Regions from separate parts of the Homo sapiens genome. Here region 2 is linked to region 1. Evidence: chromatin loops called from intact Hi-C (ENCODE). Cell type or tissue: K562. All regions are shown on one strand. Each heading gives the region's core, and the rest is flanking DNA. Links, peaks and the distances in the headings are about the cores only.

Region 1 (2,922 bases), core at 322-2,821:
TTGACTAACCAGGCTCAGGTGATCCTCCCATCTCAGCCTCCTGAGTAGCTGGGACTACAGGTGTGCATCACCAGGCCTGGCTACTTTTTTGTATTTTTATAAGAGACAGGGTTTTGCCGTGTTGCCCAGGCTGGTCTTGAACTCCTTGGCCCAAGCAATCCATCTGCCTCCAGCCTCCCAAAATCCTGGGATTATAGGCATGAGCCACCGTGCCCGGTCAGCCACAGAATTTTTTGGAACAGAATTAGGAGTAGACCCCAGGTGTCTGGACTCCAATTTAATGTTCATTAATGTATTCATTTGGCAGATATTTATTGAACTCCTACAATGTGCCAGAGACTTCCTAGGCACAAGGAATACAGCTGTGAACAAAATGAATAAGGTCTCTGCCCTGCTAAAACTCACTCCAGTTTGGGGAGACAAATAAAACATATAGTATGTCAAGTGGTAAGAAATTATGAAGACAAATATAGCAGGATAAATGGGTGGGGTATATTTGGATGAGGTAGTGAAGAAAGCCTCTCTGATGAGGTGACATTTGAGCAGATACTGAAGGAATGAGTTTCTAGGCAAAGGGATGACCAGCTGCAAGGGCACTGAGGGAGGGATATGTGTCTTATTTGAGGAACGCAAGTTGGTCAGGATGCTGGAACAGAGTAAGGTAATGGGGCGAGTGGTCAGAGTCAAAGCTAAGAGATAGTTGGGTTGCAGATCATGTAGGGCTTTGTAGCCCATGGTAAGGACTATGAATTTTATTCTGAGTAAAATTGGAAGCTATGTTGTGTCTACTATACCAGTCAGGATAAAAACAAACAAACAAAAAACAAGGAAAGCACAGTGATTGCAATATTCCTTTAAATAATAAGCACCTATACATTTGTATTTTCATTTGACTAATATTTATTTAACACTTACCATGTGCCAAACTCATGGTTTCCTGTATGGAGAGGAGACAGAAGTAAATAGGACTGTTACTTTTGTATTTCTCTTGCTGTAGACCAGTGAAAGCCAACTCTTTCAGCCTTTCCCACAGATCACTTAGAAACTTTTCAGCATTTTTATTTTCGGTCATTCTCTGTTGGTCAATTTTCATTTCTCTATTTAAGCACAGAGGATTTTTGCCACAGCAGTACCCAAAACTTAAAAATCACCTTCAATTGCAGCTTTGCCAGTGCTTCTATAAAACAGGTCTGTCTAAGCTGACAGAATTAAAATTATTAGTGACATTCACATTTAACTAGTCCTTGCAGGAATAAACCTTTTGGAAGGTGCAAGGAATTTGTAAATGGTTTTCATTATCAGTACAGAGCACTCTGTTTCCATATATCTATTTATATGGTGTCTCCCACAGATGTGCTTACCTAGGTGTTTTGACAAGTGTGTTATTTGAGCCAGCCTTCTTCTGAGGTCAGTGGAAAGAGCTCAGAATGGGAGGGGTTGACTGCTCAGGATGCCAGAGGCTGAGGGAGGATAGAAGATAACAGAGTCACTTGTAGCCAGAAACTGAAGAGCTATTTAAGTGTTGGCTGCATGGATATTTTATGTCCTTGGTAAGACTTTGACTCAACGAAGAGTTAAACTCAGCAAGAGTTGGAATTATTACTATTTTTTCTTTAGAAAGGCAAACTTACTAAAAAGTGTAGGACATACTGATAAAATTTTACACACAAAAAAGTCCATAGTCCCTGGATATTCTGAAAACAGGCTTAATGAAAACCTAATTTTTTTTAGTCATTAAACCAAATTCCCCTTCCTACCAACATGACTTAAGAGAATCAAGTACAAGAGACCAGTTGTGGCTGTACATGAAAATAACCTTTGATTTAGCCCAGCATTATCCTATAGAAATATAAGGTGAGCCACATATTTAATTTTAAATTTTCTAATAGCCACATTTTAAAAAGCAGAAAGAAACAAGTGACATGAATTTTAGTAATCACTTAACCCAATATCCAAAGTATTACCATTTCAACATGTAATCAGTGTAAAACTTATTAGAGATATCTTACATTATTTTGTACTAAGTCTCTGATGTTTTTTAAATACTTACAGCACACCTCAATTCATCCTGCCTAACCACATTTCGAGTGCTTCATAGCCACATGTAGCTAGTGGCTATCATACTGAACAATGCAGGTCTGATAATACCTAGAAATCTGTTAGCTTCATTGGAATCTAGAGAACTGCTGCATTGGTAATAAATTCTATATGCCAGGCCCTGTGCTGGATACCAGGGACACAAAGAGGATTGGATGACACAGTTGTTTTCCCTCAAGGAGCTCAGTCTGGTGAGTGGAAGCGGTTAATTTCAATGTAATATCATAAGCATTACACTAAGGATATTAATAGAGGAATATCCAAAGACATTCTTCCTAAAATGAGATTTAGAAAGATTCCTGTAGAGTGACACTGCAGTTGGGCAGAAAGATATTCCAGGCACAATATGTGGTTAGGTATTCCTTTAGTTCCTGGTTCCAGCTCTTGTGCTGCTGATTGCTGCTTTGTCTAAACTTTCTTGTTATTATCCAGAATCATCTCAGGATTTTTTAAGGTTGAGAATATTTGTTGATCGGATAAGTGAATGGTGCGAATAAATAAATGAATAAATGAGTGCCTGAGTAAAGGGCAAGCCTTCCAGACTTCTACAAGAAGCAAGTTTAGTTGGAATATTGAACTTGTTAGATCAGGTAAGATTTTTGTTGGTTGTTGACAGTTCATTTACCAGGGATTGACAATGCCCAGTGAATCTGGAAAGACAGTAGCTTGGAGGGAACAGTGATAAGTACTGAAGGATTGTTCAGTTAAGGTGTCTGCAGTCATCAGTGCCGCCTTCTGTGACTTGTCAGAAAGCCATCCCTAGACTGACCCTTCAGCCAGATCATAGACGGAAAAATAAGAATAGGCTTTGCTTTTTGCTCAGAA
Region 2 (2,922 bases), core at 194-2,693, 80 kb after region 1:
CAAAAATTGATCCAGAGGTCCCTGAGGGAAATTAGGGGGATCAAAGATTACTTCCATTTGTTGTGGTTTAGTTTAACTGAGCCTGGACCATAAATGGGGTATGAACGGGGAACTTATCTGTGTAGATACTCAATAAATGTCTGTTTCACGAATGAGTGAATGAATGAATGAATGAATGAATGAAGGGGATTAACCAATCTCTTTTTGTCCTTGCCCACTTCAAGCCATCTAACTGGCTGGATCTCCAGCAAACAAGATAGGGAGCAAGAGCTAAATGAGTTCACATTTCTTTTCCACCCCCAATCCCCGATAAAACAAGCAGGCTTCAAAGCTCTGGTATGGTGTAGGAAGACAAGTTGAAAGGAAATGAAAAACAAAAAGGCAAAAAAAGATGAGTAATATTAAATCACACGCACACATGGAGAGAGGGCATTGGTTGTCCTCTAGATTGGAGAATCTAATTTTGCTTGCCAGAATAGAAACACATCCATCTTCAGACCTGCAGTCCTTCCCCAGGTATAATGGCCTCTGGCGATTCCAATTTAAGACCAAAGGTGCTAGTTGAACTTTTATGGTGGGCGTTTGAATGGAATGAGCCTACTGTGCCCCCAAGTTACATGACGCAGTGTCTGAAATAGCTGAGCAACTGCCTCCATTCCATAATCCTCACAGAAAACATTTGCATATTTTTGCGTGTGGGCACCGAGGAGGCTCGGTCCCAGCAGTCGGCCCCTGTTGGGTTTGGGGTAGGCGGGAGTGACAATCCCCGGCTTGTGCGCGGGGGCTGAGGGAGCTCCTACTCACCTTCTTCCTGTTTTTCTTTGAATGCTCTCCTCAGGTTGGGTGGGCTCAAAACACTTTCAAAAATTTTCCACCGTTCTGCTGTTTCCTCAGCTGTTCTGTCTCTCCTGTGTGGAGAGAAGTCAGAAGAAGTGTGGGTGGAGGAGGGAAAACTGAGAGAAATATAGTACAGGGATTAGCTGTGTGGGCTGCAGCGAGAGAAGCCGTGTATTGAATGACAAATCTGTGAGAGTCAATACGCCAGAAAGTAGCTGGGAGTGAGTCTCCTGCTCCCTGGCTCTGGCTGAGGCTATGGGCTGGGGAGACACTCCCGGGGCCATCCTCCAGGGCAAGCATTTCCAGGGAGTTGGGCTCAGGGTGCTGGGCCTGTGAGCTCATATTCCTCCTTCTTCCAGCTTTTGGGGCCCCACCTGGTGGAGCAGGAACAGAATTGCCTGTCATAGGTGGGTGTTTTCAGCTGGGGACACCCACTGCTCTGTCTGTAGAATAAGGACAAATAAGGGTAAGTTTCCTAATGAACTTAGTGCAGAGTGAGGAATCCCAGCATTTTTCTTTTCTTTAAATCTTTCTTCCTCAGCCTTCAGATGGATAGGTGATGACTGACCAGTGGTCAACAGCAAGAGATTGGAGCTTCCTTGCACCCTGTGGCTAAAGGAGGCAGTCATTCCTGCTCCTTGCTTCTTCACAGGGTGACAGGAGGGTCACTGACACGATTGGGCCAAAGTTCTTATTGAGTAATTAAAAGCTAGTCACCAATCTGTATGTGAAATTGTTTTCCTGATCCAGTTGTCATATCCCTCTGTAGGGAGCCTTTGGGAGAGGGAGTTATGAGAAGATGATTCCCCATCGCATCCCCCAGTGTCTTCGCGTTTGGCTATTCCTAAATGAAATCTTTCTTCCCAAATGACCTTATTTGACTTTGATCACGTACAACACCTCCTAGTTGTACAGTAAAACCTCAGTCAATGGAAACCCAATCAGTTCCTTCACTTCTAACTTAGGCCTGTCAATTTCCAAAAGTATTCAGGTTGTCCACAATGAAAGACCCAGACATAGTAGAACCAGTAAAACAATCCTGTGAGAACAAGAGCCAAATAATGCAGGACTGAAGAGACTGAAAATGAAGAACTGAACCTCAATGGAACACAAAATTTAAATCTGAACTTACTGGCAGCTAAAGAGAAAACAGGAGAGAGGGGGAGACAGCAAGAGGAAAAAAAGAGATTACATAACTCATCTCTTTTTTTAAAAGGAAGCACATTTCACTAAGAGAGACAATTATATTTCTTGACATTCAGCTCTAAGATGAATTTTTCATGTAGATCTTTATATAAGGGCTATTGAACAAGATAATAGTGATTGCCTTTAAGAGCAGTTTTACAAAAGCTGCAAAAACGTTCTCTGTATAACCATTATTTTAAACAGGATCTGAAAGCATAATGTGAAGCCACCATTCTGGGCAGGCAGTTTTATGAGGATCTCAAGGAATTGTTTGCCTGTGTGACTGTGGAGGGGTAAAGGAGGGCCTAGAGAATCCAGAGGAATGAATGTTACTAAGCTCCTGGGATTCTCTGCCTGGAATATAAATGATACCATTCAGCCTTTGGAGGGTAACTATAGAGAAAACAAAAATCTAGAATCTTTCTGCTGGGACCTTTGGCTTATGCTGATTTTGCAAGAATGTTTAATTATAGGAAAGCCTAAGCCCCATGGTTGTCAGGATTCAGCCCCCATGTTACTTTTCTACAGTGTTGTGAACTAAGAGTGATGTTAGTTCACACCTGTAATCTCAGCACTTGGGGAGTCTGAGGTGGGAGAATCACTTGAGGCCAAGGAGTTCAAGACCAGCCTGGCCATTCAGCCCCCATGTTATTTTCCACACTATTATGAACTAAGAGTGAGACGCTTACCATCGAGTCTCATAATATCATCATTTATCAAAAGAAAAATAGTTCTGTTCAAAAATTTTTATTTACCAACTTTTTAAGAAGGAAAATCTTCTCAATCCTGATTTAACCAAGTGTTTCACCTTAAACAAAAAGTTCCATATTGACAGTTAGTTAAGATTTTATAAGTAGCTTCACACAGCCATGGCTATTCAGTTGGTTTTTTATATTTAAT

What was found. Peaks named below come from ENCODE experiments on the same cell type or tissue, not always from the same donor. Only the 100,000 strongest peaks of a DNase experiment are listed, where the experiment ranks them.
Region 2: it touches region 1 in a loop (2.8-fold over the local background); 5 of 110 quality-filtered maps call a loop at or near these places.

Annotation. Positions count from the first base shown.
Region 1 is chr5:79,693,424-79,696,345 of GRCh38, forward strand. All of the region lies in intron 1 of CMYA5 (cardiomyopathy associated 5), which reads left to right. Among named protein-coding and RNA genes, the nearest start is that of CMYA5, 5.0 kb to the left of the region's middle. In K562, for the core only: no CTCF peak of the experiment used is centred there; a DNase peak (open chromatin) is centred at 1,438.
Region 2 is chr5:79,773,541-79,776,462 of GRCh38, forward strand. The region is part of intron 9 of CMYA5 (cardiomyopathy associated 5); the gene reads left to right. Among named protein-coding and RNA genes, the nearest start is that of CMYA5, 85 kb to the left of the region's middle. In K562, for the core only: a CTCF peak has its summit at 1,205 (motif pointing left); a DNase peak (open chromatin) is centred at 1,181.